2 separate regions of the Mus musculus genome follow, and region 2 is linked to region 1. A link is a loop called in an ENCODE intact Hi-C map of the cell type or tissue named here. Cell type or tissue: heart. All regions are shown on one strand. Links, peaks and the distances in the headings refer to the core of each region. The heading gives the core; the rest is flanking DNA. Region 1 has its middle 160 kb from the start of 4930548K13Rik. Region 2 has its middle 95 kb from the start of Manea.

Region 1 (16,459 bases), core at 7,136-11,135:
ATAATTAAATCATATTGTTCAATTTCTGATTGGACAGGTGTTTATATAGGTAATTTTGGTCATTTATAAATTTATATGTATACATTGGTAATCCTATTTCATCTAAGTTTTTTTTTTATTTCCTGGTCAGTTTTAATCTGTTAAGTTCTATTTATTTAGTATGGTAGACATTCTTTCTTCTTATCTTTTATTTTTCATTCTTTGACAGCTTCAAATAATTGTACAATGAGTTTAGGGCTTCCTCTTCCACTGGTGCATTGTTGAATTCCCCTTCCTCTGATTAATATCCCTTTTCTATCTAACCAGTCCTATTTGTATTTCAAGACTTTTCTGCTTGTATGACCCATTGTTTGACTAATTTCAATAGTGTTGCCTACATGGGCATGGTGTAAATATGTTCTAACTTAAAATTTAGAAAACCTACAGTAAAATAAGAAAAATGAACACTGAACTATTTATATAAGCTGCTATTTATGGTGTTAAATTAAAAAGTACTTTAGTTAAGGTTATATTGCTGTGAAGAGACACCATGTCTAAGGCAACTTTTGTAAAAGCAAATGTTTCACTGGGGCTTACTTACAATATCAGAGTGTAATCCATTATTATCATGGTGGGAAGCATGGCATCCAGCAAGCTGACTTAGTGTTGGAGGAGCTGAGAATTCTATATCTTGATCTGAAGGCAGCCAGAAGGTGACTATTGTCTCCCCAAGGTAGAGGTTGAGAATAGTAAGTCTCAAAGTCCACCCACACAGTGACACACTTCTTCCAGTAAGGTCATACCTCCTAGTAGTGCCTCTCCCTATAGCCAAGTATTCAAACAGATAAATCCTTCACCCTCTACTTCCCACTCCCTTCACCCACCCAACCCCATCTCCCTTCCCTTGCATCTACCTTCCTTCTTGATGATTACATGAAGTGGACGATTCTTGGACCGTGATTCCATGACTGTGGTCATGGATCTCCAAATAAAAAAAAAGGAGTGGAAGAATGGAGAGTGAGAGAATTAAAATTACAGAGAAATTGGAAGAGAAATTTATAGAGAAAAGTGGTAAGAAATTAGGTGAAATATTTGTATGACTACGATGCTAAAAACCTTGAATACTTTCAACTATAAGCTAGAAATGTCAATAAAGCTCTGATACAATTTAACATTGAGTTTGAAATCCCAAGAAGTTGATGAACTAATATATGTCCAATTCCAAGGCCAGAAATCAGTGCTTCAGATATAGCAGATAGCCAAAATGAAAATGCTGAGTTTTGTTTTTGTTTTTTTCTTTTTTTCTGTTGTGGACTTACACCCTCAGTGGATTAGAAGAAGCTACAACTTTAGGTATGATAGTTTTCCTAGTTTCATTTGTGTTTCTGGTTTAAAATACTGTAGAAAATAGAAAGTTAAGGAAGGATGGGAATGTTTTCAATTACAAATGATGGTATATCATTGTGTAGATGTCAAGGTAGGAATTTGTCTTAGTCAAACTTTTATTGTTGTGAAAAGGCACCATGACCACAAAAACTCCTATAAAGAAAAATATTTAATTTGGGCTGGCTTATAGTTTCAGAGGTTTAATCCATTATCATCATGGCTGGTATGTAGGCAGATATGGTGCTTGAGAAGTAGCTGAGATTGCCAGGCAGCACAAAGAAAGGACAATGGGCCTTGCTAGAGCATTTATACTATACCTGGGCTCTTTAGTGCTATTCATATGTGTCTATGTTTAAATCTTGTTATTTGAAATTTGATAACCTATCAGGAATTTTGTCCCTGGATAAAACTTGTATTTTCTCTCTCAGTAGTGGCTGATTGCCTGTAACTTTCAGTAAGATCCCCACCACCACCACTGATATTGTTATTGCTCGGGTATAGTATAGGCAATCTTTTGTTTTGATTTTGTGGGGCTAGTTTTCATGACAGGAGCCTGATATAGCTGTCTCCGGAGAGGTTCTTCCAGTGCCTGACAAATACAGAAGTGGATGCTAATAGCCATCCATTGGACTTAGCCCAGATCCCCAATGAAGGAGCCTGAGAAAGTACTCAAGGAGCTGAAGGGGTTTACAGCCCCATAGGAGGAACTAGAATATGACCTAATTAGTACCCCTAGAGCTCCCTGGGTCTAAACCACAAATCAAAGAAAACACATGGTGGGACTCATGGCTCTAGCTGCATATGTAGCAGAGGATGGCCTAGTCAGTCATCAATGATAGGAGTGGACCTTGGTCCTGTGAAGGTTCTCTGCCCCAGTATAGGGCAATGCCAGGGACAAGAAGTGGGAGTGGGCGGGTTGGTAAGCAGGGTGATGGTAGAGGGGAGAGGGGTTTTCAGAGAGGAGATCAGGAATGGGGATAAAATTTAAAATATAAATTTAAATGTAAATAACGAAAATATCTAATAAAAAATGCAAGCTACTATATCACAACAGACATCTGTATCTTCTGGTCCTTATGCTCTTTCTTCTCCATCTTCTTTGATATTCCCTTAGCTTTAGCTGTAAGAGTAATGTTATAGCGGTATCAGTTGATTCTGAGCATCCTATAGCTGGTTGTCTATATTTTGAACAGTTTTGATTTTTGGAATGATCTTCATTTCCAGAAAACAATAACATGATTGATAAAATGTAAGAGAGTGTTCAATGCAGAGATCTACAACTCCTATGTTACATTTTTTTTTCTTAGGTGCTTCAATTTTAATGGAGAAAGGATTTATTATGGCTCACATTTCCAGGATACAGTTCATTGTTGCAGGGAAGTCCCGGCAGGAGGAGTTTGAGACAGCTTATCACATTGCATCTATACTCAAGATGGAAGATGCCATTGGACAGGCAAACTTTATATGCCCCAGTACAGGGGAACGCCAGGGCCAAAAAATGGGAATGGGTGGGTAGGGGAGTGGGGTGGGGAGGTGTGGGGGGACTTTTGGGATAGCATTGGAAATGTAATTGAGGAAAATACGTAATAAAAAAATAAATGGGAAATTTATAGCTTACTTTTGTGACACCAGTAGGAGGGCAAAATATGATGTAATAGTCTGAGAGTATGATGGCCGGTAAGGATGCAAGATGAGTTTAGAGATTAAAACAAAACATAGATAACAAAAAGTGAACAGTTATGATACAATAAACTCTGTGTAAGCAGTGAAAGGTTAGAATAGAAAGATTAAACAAAAAATTTTCATGCATGCTCCACGATGAGTTAGTTTGATATATTTCTCTAGGTATCAACTCTGCATCATATAGAGATTTGCTCAAAATGCAATCCTCTATTATTACCACAATAGTACTTTGTCAAGAATTAATGAAATCCTAAATCTCTCCTTCAAAACCAAAAGTGTAAATAATTTCATGTTAAAATTCTACATTCTAGAATGTATTCTCTCTATAAAGTAGTTTCATTTCCTTTCCAAGCTATGTATGTTTAAGCCACTGAAAATAGATCAGAGCTCTAGAAGACTGTGGGGTTTTTCCTTCTTCTTCTTTTTCTCCCCTCCCCCCCTTTTTTTAACCTGGTAGCTCTTGTACAAAAACAAGCAGCATTGTTAAACCAATGACACTATTGTGGACTTGAATTGTACACCTTTCAAATTTAGTTACTGTACTCCAAATTTGCAATGCTATTGCCTATGGATATAGTGATTTAATGAGGTAATTAAGAGAGTAAGCATGAAGCTCTATTAAAATAGCAACATTATAAATGGAGTAAAAGGTAATATAAGCCTTCCTTTCTCTTCACAAAATGAATTGGCAAAGTGAAAATCTACCAAGGACATCAAAGTCCACAAGGTGCTGGCAGTAGCCTAACTGGAGGCCTCCAAGCACTTTACCTTACACAAATTGGCATCCTGGAATCAAAGAAAATAACTTTTGGGATTTATGTCATCAAACTTGTAACATTTTATTATGGAATTCTAAGTATAATTGTAACATTTCAAGAGACATATTCATAGTAAGAAAGATCATTTCTGGTTTTGGAACATTTATAGAAAATTGATCTATAACAATGAAATCCTGATTTTGAGCTGTTTATCATCAAAATTTTAGTTTTACATCTTCAGATCTATTTACAAATGTCATGTATTATTAGTTGACTTTTTGAGTAACTGATTGAGGCCAAAGAACTAGTTTCTTCCTTTTGCTTTTGTTTGATTTGCCAACATCCTTTACCAAAAAAGATTGGTTTTCCCTTATTAATATTAAAAGTACCTTTGTCAAAAACAATTTGACCTTAATTAAGAGTTTATTTTCAGTCTCTTGATTGTGTATCATGGTATATTGGTCTATATATCTTCATTGATGTCACTAGTGTGTTTTAGTTACTATAGTTTTTAACTATACTTTTGAGTCAGGAAATATGAGTCCTGCTGTGTTGTTCTTACTCAAGATGAGTTTGAACAGTTATAAAGTTTGTGTTTTTACATAAAATATATGCTTATATACTTCTTTTTGTTTGTTTTATTGTTTGTTTGTTTCCTGGTTGTCCTGGAACTCACTCTATAGACCAGGCTGGCGTCAAACTCAGAAGTCCTCCTGCCTCTGCCTCCTAAGTTCTGGGATTAAAGGCATGCGACACCACTGCCCAGCTACTTATATGTTTTTTATTTAAATAATAGGATTACAATTTGATAGGGACTGTGTTTATTCTATGCATAATTTTCAGTGGGATGGATATTTATTTTAATCTATGAGTTGAAGATTTTTCGATTTTATAGATGTTCTTTATAATATCTTCATTAACTATTAAAGAGCTTTGATGGCAGATGTTTACTTCTTTTTCATTTCCTGACTGCTTTCTCAATGACTTCTAGTAGTTCATTTTATTAGATGAAAGTAACATCAATGCAGTCTTACATACAGAATGCTAGAGAAATAAGATATTTAACTTTTCCCTGTCGAGTGAAACATTAGCTTAAAGCCTATTTAAAAAGTTTCTATTCTGTGGTTTTAATCACTTATTTGGTTGATAGGTTCTATTATGTTTAATGATTTCCATGTCAGGCCACCTTTGCAACTTGAGATAAATACCACTTGATATTGAACAATATTTATAATAGTCCATTGGATTCACTTTACAATTTTGTTGAATATTTTTATATGTACATTGTCAAAATTATTAACCAATTATTTTTGTTGCTCTGTTCTCTGATTTTAGTACCAGAGAATGTTGACCTCATAGAATTTTTAAAACGTTATTATTTTTAGATCCCACTGAAACATTTTAATTATGTATCTCTTAGAGTAATGATATATTAGTTAGTGTTATTTTTAAAAAGAGACCAATATGATGTGTGTTGTGTATGTATATATTATGCATGTGTATAGATATAAATTATATATATGATTTATTATAGAACTTGAGTGTTTTTGTTATAAAGTCTGGAAAGTCCAATAACATATCTCCTTTAAATTGAATACTTAAAAATTTGGCAGCACACAGGACCAAGAACCTGCTCAGATATTTGCATGACAGAGGAAAATAGATATGCCAGCTTAAGAATACTAGGCGCTCACCCTAGCCTCACATTGATTTAATTCACATCCTTCCAAAAGTTCATAATGCGCATTAGAGTTCTCACTCACCTCCTGAAAGCCAATGTATTCACATTGCTTATATTCTACAAAGTGCATTATACTTCTATGCAATATGCATCTATGATATGTACTCACTCCACTTGAAGGTCCACATGATTTCAATGAATAACAAAGATACTTAAGTTTCTTCCCTCATACTTAGGATTGATGTTCTGACAAATTTAAAAGTATCTTTTATTCACCTGACTAAATTGTCATCTCAGGCTTACTAATGAATAAACTCAGCCCTTTTAGTTCCTTCTGATCTCTGGCTGCCTGGTTCAACTCAGCCTAGCTCAAACACTACTCTCCAAGATGACTGATTTATTCTGGCTTCTACCAACTTCTCACTTAATTGATCATCTCAGTCTCAAATTAATTCTGGCAATTGGCTATAATCTTCTGGCTCATTCTCATTGTCTGGCTCATTCTGTCTTTGCAGCCCTGCATTTAACTACACAAACTCATGAATGAAGAAAACTCCACTGCACTGACTAACCTCATGTGAACTTCAGTCTGAAGGGGCCTCTAACAATACATTCCTTTCAAAAACGACTGCCTCCTTTTAGTAAAACCTAAATAGTTTGTAATTAAAAGCATGTACTCAGGGCATGTCAATATTCCAGACAGATCATACTGTAATCCAGGGTGTGTCTACATTTCAGCAGGACTACATAGATGTAGAAGGTCTTTGAATGTCAGCTGCTGCCAGAACAGCAATGTTGCTAGATTAAAATTCCTGTACATACAAACTGCAAAGTTCAACATTTCTCTTTATTTCGGAATCATGATAGCGTGATTAATTATCTAATTTTTACACATTATCTCCTCAGAGATCATATGGAACTGAACTGATTCCATAAACAAATGAGACTATTGAAAGACTGTATTTCTGTTATCTCTAAAATTCAGAGTTGGTGTGTAAGTTTTATCATATTATGGCTTACACATTTAAGAATACAACATTTCTGAAAAATAAAATAAAAAATAAGCTGGATACACTGTTATTTTTAACATACATAGTAAGGTTATTAAAATAAGATTTAATTATAATTTTTCAAGTACTCTGATTATTATTTACATAGCAATTCAAGGCATGGTGGATAACATATTCTGTTCCTGTTACTGCATTGCACCTACATTCTTTTTGATGGAAGTAAGGCATCCTCAGCAACCACATTCTCGTTAAACACAGGACTTCACGTAAGTTTCCTACTCATAAATTTGATCAAATATTGTGACTCTCTATGAAAGGCTTTAGCTTTATTGTATAATGTCATATTCTTAAATTCATTTTTATTATTAGTGTTTTTGAACATGTACTGATTTTTCTCTAATGCATTACATCCTGACAGCAATTTTGCTTCCTTTAACTTCCCATTGCCTCCCCTCCCCTTTCCCCAGATCTACTCTTCTGTTTCTTTTCAGGAAGGAGAAGGCCTCCCAGGGTTTCAACAGAACATGGCATAGCAAGTTACAGTAAGACTATGCACAAACCCTGAAATCAAGTCTGCATGAGGCAATCCAGTAGGAGGAAAAGTTTGCAAGAACAGGCAAAAGAGTCAGAAACATTACCACTGGTAGGAGTCCCTTAAGAAGACCAAGCTACACAACCAAAATATATATGCAGAGGACAAAACACAGTCCAATGTAGGCTTTAGTCTTTATCAGCCCCTGTGAGCCCATCTTAGTTGATTCTGTGGGTTGTGTTCTTCTGGTACCTTTGACCCTTCTGGCACCTACAATGCTTCCTCCTCACGTTCCATGGGGTGGGTTCCTGGAATTCTGCCAATGATTAGCTGTTGGTTTCTGTATCTGCTCCAGTTAGTTGCTGGACAAAGTCTCTCTGATAACTATTATATGAGTGATCTATGGGTGTAGTAGAATCTCATTGGGAGTCATTTCATTGACTTAGCTTGTTCTTGGGTTTTGTTTGTTTGTTTGTTTGTTTGTTTGTTTGATTTTTTCCTAGTCATGTTTGGTTCTATCCTCGGTTGTAGGATTTTTAAAGTTATAACTTTCACAATTGTTGGATTCGCATACTCATGTTTTTCAGATTATTTTTAAACATACATCATGACATCGTAATTTTTTGAAAAAAAAATATATATATGTAGGAAGATATTCTTAAAAAGCATTTTGCAAAAGTTTGTGCTGCCTGCTTAAAATGCTAATTGTTCTGTTTGCTGCTCTTCCCTCCTTTTCTTCCTCATATACTTTTCTATAAATGGGTAGTGTGTTGATTTGCATGTATTCCACACATCTTATTATATACAACATTTTAAACCACAGAAAACAAAACTTACTTCTTCAAAACCTATAGGGTTTGTGGAGAGTCATTAGAATGCCAAAAACTCTCAGTAGAATTAGAATAAGTACACAAGTTCCTGTGCATCTGGTTTAGCATTGTGTACTCCTTGCTGACTCCTACTGCAACAAATTACCTCTATTTCTAGGGGCTGGATATAATTGAAAGTTAGATTTGAAGATTAGGAGTCCACAGTAGCTCTTAGGAGGCAGCAAAGGAAATGCCAGTGGAGTGTTTCCCTCTAGAATCTTTAGGAATATGTTTCAGTGTTTGGTGGGGTTCTGCTACTTCCTCTTCATTCAGAAAGCCAAGAGTGGAGCATCATTTTCTGTTTCCCAAGTCTCTTCTGTTCATAGATTTCTTTTTTTAATTTTTGTACTATAGAGAGTGACACTGCCCATGCTCCGAATGTTTCAGAGTTCTGGAATATGTCTATGTTTTACCTTGCAATCACACTTAATAAGAAACAAATTAAATTAGTGATTAATTTACATTTAAATAGCCACAACCAAACTGTACCAAACATAATTTTATGAGAATGTTTGATCGTACATAATTTATGTCTGAAAATAATTCTAATTTGGCAAGTTCTTCAACTAGAGGAAATTAAGTAATATATTTTATATGTATCATGCCATTTGTGTACATGTTTTTATAGGTTAACTAATTTTATACTTGAGTCTATCTTATTTCTTATTTCTCTTTAAAAAAAAAAAAGTGTAAGTTATGCTGGGGCTAGATGTGTACCATCAAGCATTTGAAACTATTCACTGTAAGTATTTTGAGCCTGTGCTATTACAATGAACTTGGAAGTGACTCTTCTTTCATTACAAGGGAATGACTGCCCTCTAGTGGTTTCTAGATTTTGGTAAATACAAGGAACGCAATGTTATTTTCAATTTACTCAAAAATTGTAAATTAAAGAGAAAAATTTCTAATTATTCTAAATATTAGAATAAAGCACACATACTACTCTGAAATATATCCAAAAATATCTCCACTATAAATAACATTAACTTTTTTATTAGTAAACCTGGAATATTTATTAATCCTCAAACTGAAAATGCTAGGTTTCACTTCTTGTATCATTTGTTAGTACACTCTACTAATATAGAGATTGATTATTGAAAGGTGATTATCTACTCTGGCCTAAGTTAGGTCAAATTCATTTCAAACATGTTAACTTAGCCGGGTGTGGTGGCTCACGCCTTTAATCCCAGCACTTGGGAGGCAGAGGCAGGCGGATTTCTGAGTTCGAGGACAGCCTGGTCTACAAAGTGAGTTCCAGGACAGCCAGGGCTATACAGAGAAACTCTGTCTCGAAAAAAAAAAAACAAAAAACAAAACAAACAAACAAAAAAACCCAAACATGTTAACTTGATTAAGTCTATTTTATGTTTTATTTTTTCATAAACCAGCAGGTTTGATATTTTAAATTGCTTCCAAAATGATGAAATATAACATGGAGATAATTTTATGAGTGGACATAAATAATTAGAAAGTGTCACTTTAGCCTGAGTGTGGTGGCTTGCTCCTATCCTACCAACAGAATAATTGCAAGTTTAAAGTCAACTGTGCTGTAACAAATAAAATAATACACATTTTAAAATAAATGAATACAATAATTTTGATTTTAGTTTATTTTGTTCAACTTATATTAACAGTGTTATTTTCTATGAAGAGGAGGTGAATTTGAACTTAAATTTAAATTTTAATTCATAAGGTAATTTCAAAAGTGTTTGAAAAAACCATCTCATCCAATGATGTTTAAAAAGTAAGATGAAATTGTGAGAATTTATGATATTTTTATTGTCTTACACTGTATGGGCTCAGTATATTTGAAAAAACTATATGAATGGGATTTTTACAAACTTTTAAGTATTTTTCTTAATCATATACACAAAATATATTGAAAGGAATAGTAATCTTACAATAATTATGTCTGTTATTAAATATTTACCCAATATTTACCTTTTTAACAAGGATGAGAACCTCTAAACATTGTAACCTTGGAATTTTCTACTCTGCTTGCAGACTGCACCCCAGTCAGAAAAGATTTCTGTAATTCAACTGCTCAGAGTCTCCATCCACTACAAGCTACTATTTACTGCTTTTGATTCTGTTGGTAGGGACACTCAAGAATCTGGGTTTCTTCTTATGAACAGATGCTCTATTCTTCTTGCAGAAAATGTTGCAATTCAGAAAAGCCGATCATACAGCAATAGGTTGTCTTCATCTGCTGAGTCTTTCCTCCTTTGCTGTGCAGAAGTTTCTAAATTTCATGCAATCCCATTCATGAGTCATTGGAATTATTTCTGGTTTTGAAAACAAATCAAAACAAAAACAAAACAAAGCAAAGCAAATAAAGCATGCCTACACCTATAATTTGAAGTATGTTAAGTTCTAAAATTTTCATGTCTTTTGTTTAAAAATCTTTGATCCAAAGCCCCCCGCCCCCCGTGCCTCACCCCCAGAAACTGAATATTTCCATTCATTCTCTTAGCTCTCTGGACTTCTCTCCTGTTTCCCACCCCATACACAATCCCGCCCCAATTTTCCCCTCCTGCTCTCCTCTTCCACAAGTTTGTCCCTGCTTCTGCCTCACATGATTATTTTGTTCCCCCTCCTAAGTGGGATTCTCACTTGGGTCTTCCTTCTAATTAATCTTAATGGTGTGTGGGTTGTATCCTAGGTAGTCTCTACTTTTTGGTTAATATCCACTTATCAGTGAGTAATTAGCATGCATGTCCTTTTGTATCTGGGTTACCTCCTCAGGATGATATTTTCTAGTTCTATCCATTTGCTTGCAAAATTTATAATGCTTTCATTTTTAATAGCTGAAGAGTATTTCATTGTGTAAATGAACCACACTTTCTGTATCCATTCTTTCAGTTGAGAGACATTTGGGTTGTTTCCAGCTTCTGGCGATTGTGAATACAGCTATTATGAACATAGTGGAGCTGGTGTCCTGGTGGTATGCTTTCGGTATGGAGCTTCTTTTGGGTATATGCCCAGGAGTGGTATAGCTGGGTCTTCAGATAGAACTATTTCCAATTTTCTGAGGAATTGCCAGATTGATTTCCACTTAGAGACTCCCAGTATTCCATGGGGATGACCTTATCATAAATGCCCAATGGTGAAGAAAGAGAACCTGACTAGACCACCTCCAGTAGAGAGACAGGGTCCCAATTTGAGTGATGAGGTTACCAATCCACCAGCAAAATTTCTGACTCAAAATTTTTCTTATCAAAAAGGAATGCAGAGACAAAAAATGGAGCAGAGACTGGAGGAAAAGTTGTTCAGTGACCAGCCCTACTTGAAATCCATCCCATGTGTGGTCACCAAACCTTGACACTATTACTGATGTCATGTTGTGATTATAAACAGGAGCCTAGCATGGCTATTCTGAGAGGCCCTACCAGCTGCTCTCTGAGAAATAATCAGATACTTACAGCCAACCATTGGAGTGGAGACCTCTATGGAAGAGTAAAGGGAAGGATTGAAGTAGCTGAAGAGGATGCAACCCCAAAGGAAGACCAATAGTGTGAACTAATCCGGACCCCTAGGAGCTCCCAGAGGCTGAACCACCAAACAAAGAGCATATACAGGTTGGTGTGATGCTCTTGTACATATGTAGAAGAGGACTGCCTTGCCTGGCCTCAGTTGGAGAGGATGTTTCTAATGTAGAGATTTGAGGCACCAGGGAAGGGCACCTGGGGCATGGGCGAGCACCCTCTCAAAGGAAAAGGGGAGGGGGGATTGGGGTGAGAAACTGCCAGGGAGGACTGGGACAGGTGCAATGTCTAGAAGGTAAATAAGTAAAATAATCAATTAAAAAAATCTTTGATCTATTCTGAACTGAGTTTTTATATATAGTGGAAGATAAAAGTTTATTATTTGTAGATGATATGATTTTATACATTAAACACTACATCAGAAAGCTTCTCCAGCTTATAAATACCATCATCAAATAGCAGGATACAAAAAAAACACCCACAGAATTCAACATCTTCCCTATATACAAGGGACAAATATACTGAAAAAAAATCAGGAAGATATTACCTTTTACAAGAGTCTAAAATATACCTTGTGATAACTGTAAAACTCTAAGACTTTAAGGTGAAAACTTAAAGAAGACATCAGAAGGTGAAAAGATCACCCATGATTACGGAAAAACAGGATAAATATTGCAAAATGGTCATTCTACCCAAAACAATTTATGGATTCTTTGCAATCCTCACCATAATTCTAACACACTTCTTACAGAATTTGGAAAAACAGTTTTATATTTCATATATGTGTTTCAATTAAAATAACCGCAGAGGTTGGGTAGCTGGTAAGGGACCAGGACATGGACTATTTTCAAAGGTAGAGGAAATTAAATATGGTGTTATAATACTATTGAAGAGGAAAGTAGACTTGAACGATTAATTTGGGAGTATGATTAAAGGGCAGGATAAAGGAGGATATATGTGAAAGAGAAAAGAACACAAAAGTCCTTTTGAAAAGACAAATGAAAACCCTGAATGCTAGTCGGTAGGATTGAGAGGTAGTTTGCATGGTACCAGAATATAGCAGTTCCCAACTGCACACTCAAATTGTCCTGGAGGCAGCAGTGACTGGTGGCTGCTGCTGTGCACATCGCATGTTCTTTGCTACATGCCCCAGTGTTCTTGCTTCCTGAATGAAAGACACACACACACACACACACACACACACACACAGAGCCATTTATTTTAATATGCCTTAAACAGCTCAATGGTTGGGGCACTCCCAAACCTCCATGCGGATAACACACTCCCCTCCAATATTTCTGAGTTACTAAACTCTATATTCATATTCCACTTTTGTCATGCTAGATGCAGTGGCAGTGGGGGTGCTTTTATGTGTTGGCTGTTTCTCTGTCCTACACTTCTCAAGCCTGGTTTTCATTCCTTTCCTGGCATGCATTTTCTCCAAAGTTCCTTTAACTCATTCTCAAAAATTAAGTGATTATCACTGTCAAGGATTAATTTAGGCTCTTACTTCTACTTTTTGTTTTTGTTTACAGATCTGTCTTGTACGGATCCACACTATGTTCTTAATATGCCATTGTAATATAATTGGACATACTGCCAATGATGCTGTCTGCTGATTGCTTTAGCTTTACAAAGTCTTGTGTTTTTTTTTGTTATATTTTTAGGATTTGTAAGTATGATTATGTGAAGAATGCATTTTTGATTTGGATGTGATTATACTTGTAACTTTGTAGACTGATTTCAGTGAAATTGCTGTTTTTACAATATTTGTTTTTCTTATCCACAAGCCTGAGAAACATTCTATCTTCTAGAGTCTTCCTTAATTTCTTTCCTTGGTGCCTCAGTAAAGTCAGTGGTGTAGTCTTTCATTCATACTTTGACTAAGTTTCTTCCTAGGTAATGCACTTTATTTATTATTTATTTATTGAAGTTATTGTTATATGAAGTAAGTAAATATAGGAAAGTTTAAAAGGTAGCAGGCAATAATAGAATGAGATTCAGTTGATCTCAAGGGTGACAGCAGGCTTTATTGGGTGGAGTGGTGGCACTCCACAAGTCTCTGAGCAGTTTTGTAGTTGAGAATAGGGAGTGGGAAGGGCATGGCTTCAGAGATGTAGAAAAATGCTTTCCTGGACAGACAGCTTTTTAAAACTCCAGGGAAAGAGATAAGACAGTTTACCCATTTTACAGACTTCATATTTCAGAGCATGTGGTGAGCATTAGAGTCTTTTCCAGAACTTGATGGGGGACAGATTTCTTGTATTCTTGGTTCTATTATCTGGACTTAGAACTTTTGAGGGAACATCTTTTTATTTCAGATCCTTCATAGTCAAAGGAGAGTTTTGTCCCATCATCTTTTCTGGAAACTTACTGCTGGAGAAGGGGGGATCATTATGAAGTTCTTGAGCCTAGGAGTGAGTTTAAGAAAAATCATTATTTTTAGTGTTTATTATGTGGACAAAGTGATTGCAGTGATTCAATCCAGAAAGGATTTCTGTAAAAAGTTTTAAGGACAAGATAAAGATATGAGCAAAATGATAATGAGGAAGAAATGAGTAGATAGGGGGAGGAGGAGGATTGGAGAGCTACAATTGCTCATGGACAGTAAAGGATTTTTAGTGAAATTTCTGTGCCTGGTCTCTAAGCCTTTTTGATCCCATCTAAAACCTGTTTTGATCTGTTGGTGTAGAAGCAACACTGTTCCTGGAAGTGGGCACAGATCCCTCCATTGACATGGTGATGAGGACTAGTTTTATGAAATTTTGGAGGAATATGTATGCCAAATAATTTTGTTGATCACTGCAGGTATCAAACTGATCTTAAATAACTTGAAAGCTTTCTGAGAAGTGGTGAGACAGAGAAGTTAATTGATGCAAAGAAACCACCTGTTCTGCTATTTTTAGTCATGAAAGAACTCACATCATGACAAGAAAAATGATGAACTGGATGGCCCATTAGCTAGATGACAGGTGAAATTATCTAGAACATAAGGGACTATGTTTTTAATGGACTAACATGTGACAGCAGAGCTGTATTTGAACAAGAGAGGCAGTTAAGTATTTGAAAGGATTTCTCAGGAGTAGGGAAGTCAGGTCTTTTTCTTCATCTACAACAATATTGGGAACCAGAAGAGGTCTCAGAAAGATGTTTTAGTTAAAGTTTACTGCTGTGAACAGACACGATGACCAAGGTTCAGTCCATTATCATCAAAGGGGGAACATTGCAGCATCCAAGCAGGTGTGGTACAGGCAGAGCTGAGAGTTCTACATCTTCATCTGAAGACTGCTAGTGGAAGACTGACTTCCAGGCAGTTAGGATGAGTCTGAAAGTCGATGCTCACAGTGACACACCTACCCCAACAAGTTCACACCTTGAAATAGTGCCACTCCCTGTACTAAGTATATTCAAACCATAACTTTCCAATTTCTGGCTCCCATTGGCTTGTTCAAACACATGAGTCTATGGGAGCCATATCTAAACATAGCATCATAAAAATGTACATTTAGTCCAACTTTCAATGTCCACGTAGTCTATAGCAGTATCAACAATGTTAAAGGTCCAAAGTTCAAAGTCTCTTCTGAAATACATCCAACCACTTAACTGTAATCCCTGAATCGAGACAGGAAACTAAGTGGGTGGGCAAACTCCAAACTCTGCATCTCTATATCTGATGTCAAAGCATCTTTTAGATCTCCAACTCCTTTTTCATCTTTGTTGATTACAACAAACTTCATTTCCTGGGCTTGTTCCACTTGCTGTTAGCAGCATTTCTTAGGAAATATCTTATTTTTCTGATACCTCAAAAATCTTGGGGTCTCCAAAGCACCTTTAATGTTGTAGCTTCTTATACTTTTGGTCGTGAGTCTAACCTTTAATGGCTGAGCCATCTCTTCAGCCCAGCGTTGCAGCTTCTTGTTTTAGTGTCTGGGATCCACATATGATCTTCTGTGCTCTCCTCTATAGAACTGGCATCACTTCTCCAGCTCTGCCCTCTCTAGCACTCTAAGCTTAGGTTGATTCATTCCACTTCTGCTGCTATTCTTGATGATCATCCTACTGTACTGGCATCTCCAATATACTGGGGTCTTTTGATGCAACTAGGCTTCACCAATAGCTTCTCATAGGCTCTTTCACAATGCCAAGTCTGATGTACAATCTTGGCTATCTCTGGAACACAGCTTCTTTGTGCTCCCAGAAATCACTTCCCAGAAGATTTCACCTCAGTGATGCTGGTCTGTTCTTAATCACCACTAATTTCTTAGTTCCAGATAACTGTCATCAATTGTCCCAGTAGCCCCTTCTATTCTGGACTCTAAAGCTGGAGCCACATACAAGTTGCCAAGGTCTGCTGCTTGCCACAGGGCCTTGAACATGCCCTCCCACAATTCTATTGTCAACTTTCTGTTTTCTTATCCTATCATTTCCTAAACTTGACTGTCCTGGCACTTACTCTGTAGTTTGACCTTGAACTCAGAGATATGAACGGCTGTCTCCTGGTATTAAAGGTGTGTACCACCATGCCTAGACCTAAATTTAAGTAGGTGGGATCCTACTCATCTAATTCAATTCAACATCCTTGAACATAGGATTTAATTCCTTGTCACATCCTGGTGTCCCTTTATATTTTTCCTTCCTAAGCTTGCTACTCTTCTTCAAAATTCTTTCCATGAGACTTAACCAGAGAACCATCTATGCTGACTTTTTCTGATACTTCTTTGTCAATGTAATTAATATAAATATCTTTACATTAGCCTAAGTTAGACTCTTCAGACAATGGCAAAATACAACCACATTCTTCACCAAAATGTCACAAAACAGTCTCTTGGCCACATACTAAAAGTCTTCTCTGAAATCTCTAGAGCCAGGCTTCTACAATTCAACTTACCCTCAGCAACAAAGTCTTCCATAGTCCTACTAGAATGTCCCACTATGTCTCACTTAAAGTAGTCTACTGCTTTCCCAATCCACAAAGTACCAGACTCCACATTCTTCCAAACAAAAAAATGGTCAGGCCTATCACAGCAATACACAACTTCCAGTACCAATTTCAGTCTTAGTTAGAATTTTACTGCT
Region 2 (16,459 bases), core at 6,388-10,387, 290 kb before region 1:
AATTACTCTGATACCTAAACCACATAAAAACCCAACAAAGAAAGAGAACTTCAGACCAATTTCCCTTATGAATATCGATGCAAAAATACTCAATAAAATTCTCACAAATCAAATCCAAGAACACATCAAAACTATCCACCATCATGATCCAGTAGGCTTCATCACAGGGATGCTGGGATGGTTTAATATATGGAAATCCGTCAATGTAATCCACTATATAAACAAACTGAGACAAAAACCACATGATCATCTTGTTAGATTCTGAGAAAGCATTTTAAAAAAAATCCAACACCCATTCATGATAAAAATATTATAGAGATCAGATATTCAAGGCACATACCTAAACCTAATAAAAGCAATATACAGCAAACCAGTAGCCAACATCAAAGTAAATGGTCAGAAGCTGGAAGCAATCCCACTAAAATCAGGGACTAGTCAAGGCTGCCCATTTTCTCCCTACCAATTCAATATAGAACTTGAAGTCCTAGCCAGAGAAATTAGACAACAAAAAGAGGTCATGGGGATACACATTGGAAAGGAAGAATTCAAAATATCACTATTTGCAGATGATATGGTAGTATATATAAGTGATCCTAAAAATTCCACCAGAGAACTCCTAAACCTGATAAACAGCTTCAGTGAAGTAGCTGGATATAAAATTAACTCAATCAAATCAATGGCCTTTCTGTACACAAAGGATAACAGGCTGAGAAAGAAATTAGGTAAAGAACACCCTTCACAGTAATCACAAATAATATAAAATGCCTGAGTGTGACTCTAACTAAGGAAGTGAAAGATCTGTATGACAAGTACTTCAAGTCTCTAAAGAAAGAAATCAAAAAGACCTCAGTAGATGGAAAGATCTCCCATGCTCATGGATTGGCAGGTTCAATATAGTAAAAATGGCTATCTTGTGGAAAGCAATCTACAAATTCAATGCAATTCCCATCAAAATTCCAACTCAATTCTTCAACGAATTAGAAAGGGCAATATGCAAATTCATCTGGAATAACAAAAAACCTAGGATAGCAAAAACTCTTCTCAAGGATAAAAGAACCTCTGGTTGAATCACCATGCCTGACCTAAAGCTTTACTACAGAGCAATTGTGATAAAAACTGCATGGTACTGGTATAGAGACAGACAAGTAGACCAATGGAATAGAATTGAAGACCCAGAAATGAACCCACACACCTATGGTCACTTGATCTTTGACAAGTGACCTAAAATCATCCAGTATAAAAGACAGCATTTTCAACAAATAATGCTGGCACAACTGGTAGTTATCATGTTGAAGAATGCAAATTGATCCAGTCTTATCTCCTTGCACTAAGGTCAAAGCTACATGGATCAAGGAACTCCACATAAAACCAGAGATATGAAACTTATAGAGGTGAAAGTGGGGAAAAGCCTCAAAGATATGGGATCAGGGAGAAAATTCCTGAACAGGACAGCAATGGCTTGTGCTGTAAGATCGAGAATCAACCAATGGGACCTCATAAAATGGCAAAGCTTCTTGTAAGGCAAAAGACACTATCAATAAGACAAAAAGGCCACCAACAATTTGGGAAAAAATCTTTACCTATCCTAAATCAAATAGGGGACTAATATCCAATATGTATGAAGAACTAACTCAAGAAGTTGGACTGTAGAATATCAAATAACCCTATTAAAAATGGGGTACACAGCCGGGCGTGGTGGCACACACCTTTATTCTCAGCATTCAGGAGGTGGAGGGAGAACAAACCTCAATTTAATATGGAAAACAAACAAACTAACTAAAATCCACAATAACCCAAACAATCCTCTATAGTAAAAGAACTTTGACCCGGCTGGGGTGGCACACACCTTTTTTTTTTTTACAGTGGAATTCCTTTTTTTTTTTCTTTTTTAATTAGGTATTTTCCTTGTTTACATTTTCAATGCTATCCCAAAGGTCTCCCATACCCATCCCCCCAATCCCCTACCCACCCACTCCCCCTTTTTGGCCCTGGCGTTCCCCTGTACTAGGGCATATAAAGTTTGCAAGTCCAATGGGCCTCTCTTTGCAGTGATGGCCGACTAGGCCATCTTTTGATACATATGCAGCTAGAGATAAGAGCTCCGGGGTACTGGTTAGTTCATATTGTTGTTCCACCTATAGGGTTGCAGTTCCCTTTAGCTCCTTGGGTAATTTCTCTAGCTCCTCCATTGGGGGCCATGTGACCCATCCAATAGCTGACTGTGATAATCCACTTCTGTGTTTGCTAGGCCCCGGCATAGTCTCACAAGAGAGAGCTATATCTGGGTCCTTTCAGCAAAATCTTGCTAGTGTATGCAATGGTGTCAGCATTTGGAAGCTGATTACGGGATGGATCCCTGCATATGGCAATCACTAGATGGTCCATCCTTTCGTCATAGCTCCAAATTTTGTCTCTGTAACTCCTTCCATGGGTGTTTTGTTCCCATTTCTAAGAAAGGGTAAAGTGTCCACATTTTGGTCTTCGTTCTTCTTGAATTTCATGCGTTTGGCAAGTTGTATCTTATATCTTGGGTATCCTAAGTTTCTGGGCTAATATCCACTTATCAGTGAGTACATAGTGTGCGAGTTCCTTTGTGATTGGGTTACCTCACTCAGGATGATACCCTCCAGGTCCATCCATTTGCCTAGGAATTTCATAAATTCATTTTTTTAATAGCTGAGTAATATTCCATTGTGTAAATGTACCACATTTTCTGTATCCATTCCTCTGTTGAGGGGCATCTGGGTTCTTTCCAGCTTCTGACTATTATAAACAAAGCTGCTATGAACATAGTGGAGCATGTGTCCTTCTTACCGGTTGGGACATCTTCTGGATATATGCCCAGGAGAGGTATTGCGGGATCCTCCGGTAGTACTATGTCCAATTTTCTGAGGAACTGCCAGACTGATTTCCAGAGTGGTTGTACAAGCTTGCAATCCCACCAACAATGGAGGAGTGTTCCCCTTTCTCCACATCCTCGCCAGCATCAGTTGTCACCTGAGTTTTTGATCTTAGCCCTTCTGACTGGAGTGAAGTGGAATCTCAGGGTTGTTTTGATTTGCATTTCCCTGATGATTAAGGATGTTGAACATTTTTTCAGGTGTTTCTCTGCCATTCGGTATTCCTCAGGTGAGAATTCTTTGTTCAGCTCTGAGCCCCATTTTTAATGGGGTTATTTGATTTTCTGAAGTCCACCTTCTTGAGTTCTTTATATGTATTGGATATTAGTCCCCAATCCCAGCATTTGTAAGACAGCCAGGGCTACACAGAGAAACCCTGCCTTGAAAAAAACCAAAAAAAAAAAAAAAACCAACCCCCCCCCCCAACAAAAACCCAAAACACCTTTTGGTGGTCCCTCCTCTGATTTCAAGTTCTACTTCATAGAGATAGTAATAATAATTTTCAAAAAAGAACATGTGGTATGGTGTTGCTATAAAACCTGACAGGTTTATCAATTGAAACCCCAGAAATAACCCACACATGTATGAACACTTGATTTTTGACAAAGAAGCCAATACTACATGGAGATAAAAAAGCATCCTCAATAAAAGATACTGATCTAACTAGATGTCTGCATGGAGAAGAATGCAAACAGATCCATAACAACTATCTTCACAAAACTCAAGAGCAAGTAGATATCAACATAAAACTATATATGCTAAAACTAAAAGAATAGAAAGTGAGAGATATCCTTGAACACATTAGCACAGGACACAACATCATGAACAGAAAACCAATAGCACAGGAACTAAGATCAGCAATTAAAAAATGGTACCTCAAAAAACTGAAAACAAAGGACACCATCAATAGAACAATAGGGCAGTGGACAGAATGGTAAAAGGTTTTTTTTTTTTTTTACCAACTTCACATTTGAAAGAGGACTAATTTCCAAAATATATGAGACTAAAAAACAAACAAACAAAAATCAACTAGCTATCAACAAAGCAAATAATTCAATTAAAAAATGTATATAGGTCTAAACAGATATTCTCAACAGCGAAATCTCAAAGGAACAAGAAGCACTTAAAGAAATGTCAACAGTCTTATTTATCAGAAAAATTCAAATTAAAATTACTCTGAGATTCCATCTTATACTTGTCGGAATGTCTAAGATAAGAAACACAAGTGAGGGTACATGCTGGCAAGGATGTGAAACAAGGAGAATTTTATTGCTCTTTTATTGCTGATCCGAGTGCAAGCTTGTAGCCCCACTGCACGAATTAAGATGATGATTCCTCAGAAAATGTAGAAATGATCTACCTCAAGACCCAGGTGTGCCATTCTTTTTTTTTTTTATATTTTAATTTACATTTCAAATGTTACACCCTTTGCCTGTTTCCACTCCGGAACCCCCTATCCTCTCCTCCCTCCCCCTGCTTCTATCAGGGTGCTCCCCCACCCACCCACCCACTGCTGCCTCCCTGCCCTGGTATGCCCCTACACTGGGGCATCAAGCCTTCACAGGACCAAGGGTCTCTTCTCCCATTGATGCCCAACAAGTCCATCCTCTGCTACACATGAGGCTGGAACCATGGGTCCCTCCATGTGTACTCTTTGGTTGGTGGTTTAGCTCTTGGGAGCTTGGGAGAATCTGGTTGACAGTGTGTTTTGCCTTACAAAAGCTTTGCAATTCCATTCTACCACAAGGACTGCTGTTCAACTATTTTTATAGCACCTTTATTCACCATATACAGAAACTACAGACAACCTAGATGTCTCCCAGCTGAAGAATGGATAAAGATAATTTGCTATGTTTATACAATAGAGTATTCCTCAACTGTTAAAAAAAATAATAGCATGAAAATGATATTGAATGGAAGTGAAAAAATTATCCTGACTCAGGTAACCATTTCCCAAGAGCCAAAATGGTATGCAATCACTTATATGTAGATATTTTCAGACAAGTATAATTATGCTGTGATCCACAGACCTAAAGAGGCTAACTAATAAAGAAGGCTGGTGGGAGAAAGTATCAATCTCCCTGAAGGGAAATAGAATCGATTTTGTGAATGGCAAAGTTGGGATCAGGTGTGTGTGTGTGTGTGTGTGTGTGTGTGTGTGCGCGCGCACGTGCGTGCAGGAAGACAGTACTTGGAGAAACTCCTGGAATTGGTGAGAATCTCAGGGGTGAGCTAGTAACCCAATACAACGGAAATGCCTAGTAATCTGTGAGGGTAACCCTAAGACTCCTAGCAAGGAGGGATAAGGAGCCTGAATATGTCATCCCCAAGGAAAGATTTCCAGTGGAGGGATTGGGACGCCAAATCAGCAAAAAAGAAAAACAAACAAACAAACATGCAAACAAACAACAAAACAAAACAAAAACCTGTCGATCTATAATTTATCCTACTTGCAATATGTGCTGGCCTAAATCTCAAGCTGAAATTGTGGAAGTAGCCAACCAATGACTGGTCTAGCTTGAGACCCATGCCACTAGAGGGAGCCAAATCCCGACACTGCCTGGAAGACCAGGAATCTGAGGCTGGATAGGCCTGAGACCTAGAAAAATAACCAAACGCAATTGGCAAAATAAAGCAAAATAAGAAACAAACAAACAAACAAACAAACAAACAAACAAACAAACAAATAAATAAATAAATAAATGGAAACAGATGCAGAGACGCACAGCCAAACATTAAGCAGAGCTGGAGGAATTCTGGAGAAGAGGGGGACAAAGGATTGTAGTAGCCAGAGGAATCAAGGAAAGCAAAAGGAAAACCCACAGCATCAATGAACCTCGGGCTTACAAAGACTGTAAACAACCAGGGAGCCTGTATAGGACTGAGTTAGGGCCTCTACATATATGTTATAGCTGTGTAGCTTGGTCTTCTTGTGAAATTCCTAACAGTGGGAATGAAAGGCTGTCTCTGACCCTTTTGCCTCCTTTTGGAACCTTTTTTTCCCCCCACTGGGTTGACTCATCCAGCCTTAATAGGAGTAGAGGTGCTTAGACTTATTGAACCTTGATATGTGGTGTTTGGTTGATTTCCTTGGGAGGCCTCCCCTACTCTGAGGGGAGACAGACAAAGAGTGGATAAGGGTGGTGTGGTTGGAGAAACTAGGAGGGGATGGAGAAATGGAAACTGTGGTCAGGATGTAATGTATGAGAGAAAATAAATAAAAAGTAAAAATATATTTGAAAAGTAAAATAAGATTGGAAGTCTGAATCAAGGAACAACTTGTTAAGAAAGCACTATTCACGTCATAAATTACTTGTTAAAAAGTAACCATTTCACCAGACAGTGGTGGCACATGCCTTTAATCCCAGCACTTGGGAGGCAGAGGCAGGTGGATTTCTGAGTTTGAGGCCAGCCTGGTCTACAGAGTTAGCTCCAGGACAGCCAGGGCTACACAGAGAAACCCTATATTAAATAAATAAATAAATAAATAAAGTAATTAATTAAAAATAAATAAATAAATAAATAAATAAAATAAAACAAAATTAAATAAAATTAAAAAGTAGCCATTTCATTACAGAAGCATGGTATTCATGGAACTTGTATAAATCACTCTATAAAACAAATAATAAAGCAGTTAAGAAGCAAAAAAATTAAGAAGTAAATGCATGCACAAATACATAAATCAATCTTTTAAAATGGTAAGAACATGAATCTGAGGTCGAGTTTTGTCTCATTCCCTACTTTTAATGTGTTTCTCAAATTATAGAAAGTCTTTTCCTTCACTTATTATTGTTGAACAATAACATACAACACAGTTTCTCGAATAGGGCTGAAACTGGATGCCCTGCTCTCCGCACTGTGCTTGGTGACATGTATATAAAACAATTCACACATACCAAGTTGCAAATTGAGTTTATACCATGCTTACAGTCAGATAACATTATGTATAAAATGAGTGTAATTCTGTCTCTGGAAAGCAGACACTGAGCTGTAATTAAGAGAGGAAATGTTTTATATGCAGGTAGAAGAAAATATTTCAGCCATAAATCCAAAATATGAAAGAACAGTGTTAATCTCAGACTATATGAGAACTGACAAGTCTCAAGTGGGTGAAGGGGCTAGACAGCCAAATTACCGTAAAGGTTATATACAGTAACAATAAGAGAGAGGAAGAGTGAGTTTGCCATTTTGTCTGGAGGGAATCCAAGACTACAGACTAAGTTTAATGTTCTGACATCATAGTTTGACACTGACAGCCATGTGCCTTTATGAAACCAAGTAGATAGCTTTGTTTTCCTGCTTGTGAAAGTATATAGTCCCTGCTGTCTGAAATGCACTGTGTAGTCCTTGATGTCCTAGAACCTAAAACGTCCTCCTTCAAAATTCTAAATGTTGCAATTATAAGCATAATAATAAGCCTGGCTTACAAAAACTCTTCCTTTAATAGAGATCCACAAGGGACTTTTCAGGTCATTTTGTCTTGTAAAGCAAGAATACCCTGTTGTTTCAAATCTCCACTTAATAACTAAAAAGTTATCAAAAAAGTTGGGCAGTGGTGGTGCTCGCCTTTAATCCCAGCACTAGGGAGGCAGAGGAAGGCAGATTTCTGAGGTCAAGGCCAGCCTGTTCTACAGAGTGAGTTCCAGGACAGCCAGGGCTACACAGACAAACCATGTCTGGAAAATCTAAAGAGAAAAAAAAAGTATCAAAAGAAAAAAGCCCCATAACATTTCTGGGCCTAGAATTCATTTCTTGTTTTATGAAAATATCAACACCAATAGCTACTATTGTATTAATGTTCAAATTAAATTAAATAATATTTATAAACATCTCAGAACAGTATCCAGAACTTAGCCAAGACTCAATAATATCTGAAATGTGTTATTATCGCTACCATATGTGTACATATCCTACCATTTCAGAAAAAGGATTTTATTTGTGCATAATTTGTATGCATCATTTCTTTTGAATAAAATCAGGAGATAGTGGTAAGTGTTGTAATCCCTGGTGATCTGATGCTTACAATCAAGGAGTTTAGGATTCCAAATTGATAAGCTCCCTGAACTGTACAGTGAACTTAAAGCTAGCCTAGGCGAATTAGCAAGGCTGTACCTCAAAATTGAAAACTAAAGAGAGTTAGGGTTATGATTTAATGCTGGACTATTTGCCTATATCTATGAGTCTCTATGTTGAATCCTTAATACAAAAACAATAACAAAAAAGAGAAACAAAAAAAATAAACTTTCCATGCACTCACTAATGTGTTCTTTCTCTGATTCCTATTTCTAACTTTTTATTGATAAATTCATATAATTTTACTTAAAATGTATAATCTACTACCTTAATTGAGCCAATGATATTTTGTTCCAAGACACAGTGAAGTTTATATAACATGTATAAGTTTGTATCCAGTTTAGTTGACTAGACCAGAAAAAAAAAAGGTTATTTGTTTTTATGCAAATACAGTGAGGTACTCTTAAAGAAACCCAACTTTGAGTGGCACATCCTGCAAAGATTAGAAAGTCCAGCAGATTTGACAGGTGCTTTTGTCTGTGGTATCTGAGGCACTCCTCTGATTCTTGCTGGAAGCAATATGTGAAGACAATCCAGACTTCTCTTTGTCCTGTTTGAATTTCCTGAATAATGCAAACCTAATGAAGACCCATAGAGTTCACAGAACCTCATCCTTTCTAATACTCTAAACATTCTTAGCTTATCATCTCTCATGATGACAGTACCATGGAACTGTGGAGTGTCATCATGAAAGATGAATAGCTGAAATTTTTTTCTTAAAAATACCACCCTAAGATATGCAAAAAAGTTATAGAGATGTTTTAAACAATTTTACTAAAAATGCTTTTTTTTCTTTTAGAATACAACGTAAGTTTCATCATACAACAATTTAACATGACCTATATGCAAACTCTATTCTTCTCAAGGCCATTTTCATTAGACCCTCTATATATTTGGAGTTTTCTTCTTGTAAATCCTATGATTTCTTTGGATCCTTCATAACATAAGTCAAAATCTTTACAAAAGAAGTCTATATCTCCAAGAGCTCCTAGACCAATTTCTAACAACTATTTTTATTATTTATTTTTGATTAAATTTTGTATTAGGACTTCTTTGATTTATTTTTGAATATTTGTTTTTATCCAATATAGTTGTAATAGTGAGAATAGATGGAAAGTGAAAATCTCCAAAGGAAATGATGATGAATGTATAAAATGAGTTTGTAAATTGTTAGGTATTCTTTCAATACTAGTGCTAATGCTAACTAATGCTTTTCACATTATTCTAAAAGAACTCTACTACTACGGGAATGATAGCTAACACTGAAGTTTTAACAAAATTCAAGGAAATGTGAAAGCATTTATTTGCTAGTGAAAATAGGCAAGTCTCTGTTTATGAGAAGATGCGATTACCATGGATTATTAAATGGCTTTGTGTGATAGTGGTTGATTTTGAGTTTTGGCACTGCCTTCATTACTTTGTAATTTGGGATTAGTTGTTTGTATTAGTTGTTTTTAGGGGTCAAGGATAAATAAGTTTTATCATTTCTGGTCACAATGAAATTAATACCAGATTTCTTTTTCTATATAATTATATTGAAATATGGGCAAAACACATAAATCTATTGCAGTAAGATATTTGGTAATATGATAGCAGAAATGTTTTCCCATTTGAGGTAGAGAAATAAAATGAGAAGTATCATTTTTCTTCTAGCTCCCTGCCTGGATCTATAGCCTAGGTTAGTAAACAAGGAGAAAAGACTTACATAAAGATGATTTTTTTTTTTTTACTTGCAGAGAACTTAGACAGTGACTATAAGGGAAGCAAAGGTAGCTAAGATATCTGGACATAACTAGGGAATAATTTAGAGTAATGATTATAAGCACAAGAGGTAGAAGTCCTCTGGCTACAGAGCTGTTAGAAAAGATGGGACTGTCTTAATCAGTTGAGGGAGAACAACTAAGACAGCTATATTCCTCAAGTACTTGTCACACTATTCCCATGGCTTACACAGGGAATAAAAATCATCTGAATTTCAGATGCCTGGAAAAAAAAAAGAAGAAGTTTCTAATTAGACATTGAAACATTTAGTAGAGACTCAAGAAAAGATATCCCATAACAGTATAGAAAAGTTAGCCCAAAAGTGAGAACTATTTAAATCTTGCCTTTGCCAATTTGGAATAATACCTAAAAATGACCAACACAATGGAAGATAGAAAACTGTTTTTTACAAAAACCTAGGTGTCAGCTGTATCCCAGTTGTGACGCCTTTAAATCCTTTGATAGAATGAAAGACAGGTAGATTATCTTATTACCCTGTTTGTCACTAGCAAGCTATAATAGACTAATCACTGAGATGCAGGAACAAATGAGAGATCCCATCTAAAAAAAATACAAGATGGTCAGTAGCTGAGAAACAATGCCTGAGGATGTCCTCTGGCTTCCATGTGCCATGTTTTCCCATTTGAGGTAGGAAATAAACTGAGGAGTATCATTTTTTTTTTTTAGCTCCCTGCCTGGATCTATAGCCTAGGTTACTAAACAAGGAGAAAAGACTTGCATAAAGATGATTTTTTTTTACTTGCAGAGAACTTAGACAGTGACTATAAGGGAAGCACTTGAACACATATGTGCACTAACACATATATGAGCATGCATACACACATGTGTACATACCTATGGACACACATGATCAAAAATGGCTTTCCTGTGAATTAAATAAAAAATAATAAAACAATTAATGCCCATAATCTACTCTATCAGATATTAATTAAAATGTTCAATTTTCAAAGTCAGTATGCTCTAACATTAAATCAGTTTTGGTATCCTTAGAACAAAACAGTAGATTTCATACATTGAAATGTAGCAATTTAAATCATTTCCTTTGACTAAGCAGGGCCTAAAAGAAAGAGACTTTGGTGGTTTCTTTTCTACTAATCATTAATAATAATCCAAAGTTTTCTAAAGTTATGCATTAGCTTGCTCACTGCATATTTTACTGCTTCCAATATCCAAAGTAATTCATAGCAGATATAAAGAAAAACAAACAAACAGACAAACAAACAAACAAAATACATCAAAACGTCTATAGACTTCAGGGAACTCATGAGCACATCTTCTGAATATATATTGTATATGAATTTCCTTGCTAGATATTTATTTACAGACCAGGATCTTGTAAGATTTCAAAGGCATAGAAAACCTTACAAAATATGCAGAATTTCGTGAGAAAAATAAAATGAAAAATTAGATTAAAACTAAAACTGAAATAGCATGAGCTGTTGGACCAACATAATGAAAACATTAACTTTTCTTATAATAAAACCATTTCTGAACTCAGTTGTGCAACTCCTGGGATGCATGGTTTTAAGTTCTCAGCCTGAATGTTACTCAATTTCAGAAACCACAATTTTTTTTTTAATTATGGCTCCTGCTTAAGACAAATATGCACAATTACACAATAAGGCATATACTATTCTTTTCCTAAATTCTTTTCTCTTCTTATTATTTGTGCTTAAATAGTCATTAAATAATTTCTAAGTAAGCTCCATTTCCTCCTCATATCAGTCCAGAAATCCTTTCATGTTGTAAAGCCAAGAATCTCAGCGTCATCTGAGTAAAATTCTCTGAAAATAAGTCTTTATGCTGATACGGGCAGCTCAAGATTAGCTTGGGCTTCATAGTAATTTCTCAGCCACCTTACACCATAGCGCAGCATCTTACAAAAGGAAAGGAAAGAAAGAAAAAGAAATAGAGACAAGGAGAATAAAACAGAACACACAATTATACATTCACAGATTCATGAGAAAATTACTCTCTGAACAGGACCTCTAAATAACGCTGGTGCTCACTACAGGCTGAGGGCCATGCAGGAGGAATAACAAATGCCTTTAGAATTCATGGAATGTAGCCCACTGGTTACCACAGCCACATAGGTAGGCCCAGGTGTGGCATGGCCCTGAGGACTTTGTGTTCTGCGGACTTTTTGCTGTTATGGAGTTTTGCTCAGCTTGCTGCCCTCACACCCTTCTTAACCTAAGTATCATATAAAAACTTTAAGGAGGCTTCAAGTCCCTCACTGGGCAGTATCTCTGGCATTCACAGTATTAATGGTAGACCTCTGTCAGGCATTGCTGCTGGAGCAGATTAATGATCTATCAACATCCTAGATAAGAACGTAGAGATGTAGATTGTCGACAGTAACTCTCACCTTTAGAAGACATTTGGAAAAATAAAGTTGTTAGTGAAGCTAGGTTGAGATGTTTTTACCACTGGCTCTGATGTTAAAAAACAAAAACAAAAACAAAAAACAAAAACAAAAAAACAAACAAACAAAAAAAAGTAGAGAACCATATGAAGTTCAAAAAGGCACACTCTTATTAGTTAAGCTAGGGAACCTTTAAAGTCAGGGAACAAGACCAATGGCAGCACTGGTTGATGTGACTCTCAGTGAACCTGAACTGATGATAATTGATTTATTATACCCATTTTTGCCCTCAGTTTCCTGATATGATTTAATAAGAATTGCTTATGAGTAGATATGCATTTTTGAGGATTTTAGGTAGATAGGACTGATTTTCACATAAATGTTTAGATTTGTGATTCTTTTAAGATTCATACAAAATTCCTTTTAAAGATAAATAATGAAATATTTTTTTTTTTTGCTGCCTGCCAATAAGAGAAACTGGTTGAAAAAACAACTACCTCCTTTGTTTATACTTGGTTAATCTATAGCAAGTTGCTTGATTATGAATGTATATGGGTTTTTAAAGAATAACTTGTTTTCTTTACCTGAAATATGTAATGCTATTTCTTATGAAGCTGTTGGAAAACACACTGTTTTTTCACAATCACTCACTAGAAGAAAACTGAAACTTAATCACATTGCAATTGTAAACTGCTTGAAAGCTTTTGCTGGGATATATAAGGTATGGAAGAAAGAATAAAATATGCTGTGACTGGAACATTGTTTCTCCCATTCATCAACTGTGTGTGCCTGTGTTGTGTGTGTGTGGGTGTGTGTGGGGGGTCATGTGTAAATTTTCTCTCTTCTCTTTCTCACCAGGCTCAAGGAATTGAAAGAGTTCATCGTTTTTCCACTAGCCACAGAGAGTGCCAGCCTCAGTAAATTAAGCTTTGTTCCCTCAGAAAATAATTCTGCTGAGTAACTTCTCGAATCACTGGCTGCCTTTGGCAGCAGGCCCTATAAGTATCTGGATCCACCATGGTTAGCGGATCTAAACAATGACCTGCAAAGTCTGCCTGCCCCAGTGTACTCACTACATGGGGGCCAAGGACAGTCATTGGAACCTACAAATACTATGAATAGCACAGCCACACAAGATGCTCCTAGCTTTAACCCCTGAATTATCTGGAAACAAATACATCAGCATTGCATTTGATTAGAGAGTGGTTTCCAGTGGAAAACAGGACTTGATATTCCAACTTGTAATAAGGACACATGCTCCACTATGTTCATAGCAGCCTTATTTATAATAGCCAGAAGCTGGAAAAAAATCCAGATGTTCCTCAACAGAAGAATGGATACAGAAAATGTGGTACATTTACACAACAAAGTACTACTCAGCTATTAAAAACAATGAATTTATGAAATTCTTAGGCAAATGGATATATATGGAGGATATCATCCTGCGTGAGGTAACCCAATCACAAAAGAACAATAATGATATGCACTCACTGATATGAGGATATTAGCCCAGAAACTTAGAATAACCAAGATACAATTTGCAAATCACATGAAACTCAAGAAGGAAGACCAAAGTGTGGATACTTTGTTCCTTCTTAGAATAAGGAACAAAATACCTATGGGAGGAGATACAGAGACAAAGTTCAGAGCAGACCCTGAAGGAAGGACCATCCAGAGACTGCCCCACTTGGGGATCAACCCCATAAACAACCACCAAACCCAGACATATTGCATATGCCAACAAGAGCCTGCTGACAGGAGCCTGATATAGCTGTCTCCTGAGAGGCTCTGCCAGTGCCTGGCAAATATAGAAGTGGATGCTCACAGTCATCCATTGGATGGAGCACAAGGTCCCCACTGAAGGAGCCAGAGAAATACTCAGGGAGCTGAACGGGACTCAGGGCCCCATAGAAGGAACATCAATATTAACTAACCAGTACCCCAGAGCTCCTTTGAACTATATCACCAATCAAAGAAAACACATAGTGGAACTTGTGGCTCTAGCTATATATGTAGCAGAGGATGACCTAGTCTGTCATCAATGGGAGAAGAGGCCCTTGGTCCTGTGAAAGCTCTATGCCCCAGAAAAGGGGAATGCCAGGACCAGGAATTGGAGTGGGTGGGTGGGTTGGGGAATAGGGGGTGGGGGAATAGGGGATTTTTAGAGGGGAAACTAGGAAAGGGGCTGACATTTGAAATGTAAATAAATAAAATATTAAAAAAAAAACAATACACACACAGAAAAAATTTAAAAACACCAGCAATGGTAGCACAGAAAACAAGGGCAGGAGCTGAGATGTGCTTTGGAGGTACAGATGGAAAACAGTAGAGTTTGGTATTCATTAAGAGCTTTGCCACTGTTGCAGTCCCATCTCTGTGGCTTTGATAAAAATAGCCTGACAAAAAAGAAACTTAGAAAAGAAATTTTACTTCATATTACAATCCCAGGTTGTGGTGGTTTGAATATGTTTGGTCCAGGGAAATGGCTTTATTAGGAGGTGTGGCCTTATTGGAGTAGGAGTGGCCTTGTTGAAAGAAGTGTATCACTGTGGCGGTGGGCAATGAGACCCTCTTCCTAACCATGCGGGCGACACTCTTCTCCTCCAGGCCTTTCTGGATGCTGTTATGCTCCCCGCTTGATGATAATGGACTTAACCTCTGAACCTGTAAGCCTGTCCCAATTAAATGTTGTCCTCATGAGAGTTGCCTTGGTCCTGGTGTCTGTTCACAGCAGCAAATCCCTAACTAAGACATAGGTTACAAACACTCAAGGCAGAAACTTCAAATGGCGAGGCATCACATCCACAGTCAAAAGCATAGGGAAATGGATGAATATTTTCTCGCTTGCTCACTTATACTCTTCTCTATTCTACTCTTATACAGTTCATGATGCACTGAATAGGGAGTGGTGCCATCGACAATGGCCTGAGTGTTCACACATTATTTACCTTATAATTAACACAAACCTCTTCATACATAACCACAGGCTAACCTAATGTAGACAACCCCTCATTTAACCAGAAGCCTAACCCTCATTGAGACTCTCTACCCAGGCGATTCTACATTGTGTCAAGTTAGTAATAAAAACTAAATATCACAGCCATCATTAACATTCCTCCATAAGACTGAGTTATGGGAAAGCCTCTGGGGCCACATATGGCCTGGTAGCCCTGGGTGTTATAAGAATGCAGGTAGAGGCCGGGTGTGGTGGTGCACACATTTAATCCCAGCTCTCAGGATGCTGAGGCAGGTGGATTTCTGAGTTTGAGGCCAGCTTGGTCTACAAAGTGAGTTCCAGGACAGCCAGGACTATACAGAGAAACCCTGTCTCGAAAAACAAAAAACAAACAAACAAACAAACAATGCAGGTAGAGCAAGCTATGAGGACAAAGCTAGTAAATAGCACTCCTCTATGACCCTTGAATCAGTTGCTGCATCCAGGTCCCTACTCTGACTCCCCATGAATGATGAATTATGAGCTGTAAATGAAATTCAACATTTCCTCACCACGTTGGCATGGTGTTTCAGTACAGCAATAGAAAACCTAACTAAACCAGAACTTTAGAACTTTAAAAAAAATACAATGAAATAAAAGAAATATATGTTGTATGACTAGAAATCAACATATATTTTGAAAGTCATTTACTTATTAAGAAACTAGACACTGAAATGAGATTTTTAAAGAATTTTACAGTAAAAAAAATAAAAGTGAGAATAAAATTTGAAAGTAAATCTACAAATTTGGAGGAATAAATGAATGATAAAACTTTAAAACATTGTAGGGTTGGTAACAGAAAAGTGATATAGTCAGTGTTTATGTGGGATAAGGAAGAAAATCATATCAAGAAAGGTAGCACAGGGACTGGAGTGATACCTCAGAGGTTAAGAGCACTGTCTGCTACTGTAGAGGACCCGAGTTTGGCACTCAGCATCCACTTGGTGGCTGAAGACCATCTATAACTCCAATTCCATGATATTTGATGTTCTCTTCTGAACTCTACTGGCCCTATGGACATACATAATATAAAACAAATATTTTTTAAAAGTAGAGCATAATTAATCATGAAGTGATCAGAAGAAAAAAAATTAAACATGCTATGAAATTCAAGGATAGAAATATAGAAATTGAAGTGTTCAGACCTGAGTTGTAGAGGAATTTTAATCCAACAGTTTGGCTACTCTGACAAGGGATCACAGCCAAAGACCTTGACAAGTGCTTAGTACAGTCCTTTAATTCTTCTGGCTGGAATACAGACAGGCATTTAATACACACCTCTACTCTCAAACAATGACATCTAATTGAGAGGAAAAGTCATGAATCAGAGAAATATTTGACATA

The links. Peaks named below come from ENCODE experiments on the same cell type or tissue, not always from the same donor. Only the 100,000 strongest peaks of a DNase experiment are listed, where the experiment ranks them.
Region 2: a loop joins it to region 1, with 13 times the contacts of the local background. A loop is called at or near these places in 11 of 42 quality-filtered maps.

The regions. Positions count from the first base shown.
Region 1 is chr4:26,535,350-26,551,808 of GRCm38, forward strand. No RefSeq gene overlaps it. Among named protein-coding and RNA genes, the nearest start is that of 4930548K13Rik, 160 kb to the right of the region's middle. In heart, for the core only: a CTCF peak has its summit at 8,727 (motif pointing left); no DNase peak of the experiment used is centred there.
Region 2 is chr4:26,242,967-26,259,425 of GRCm38, forward strand. No RefSeq gene overlaps it. Among named protein-coding and RNA genes, the nearest start is that of Manea, 95 kb to the right of the region's middle. In heart, for the core only: no CTCF peak of the experiment used is centred there; no DNase peak of the experiment used is centred there.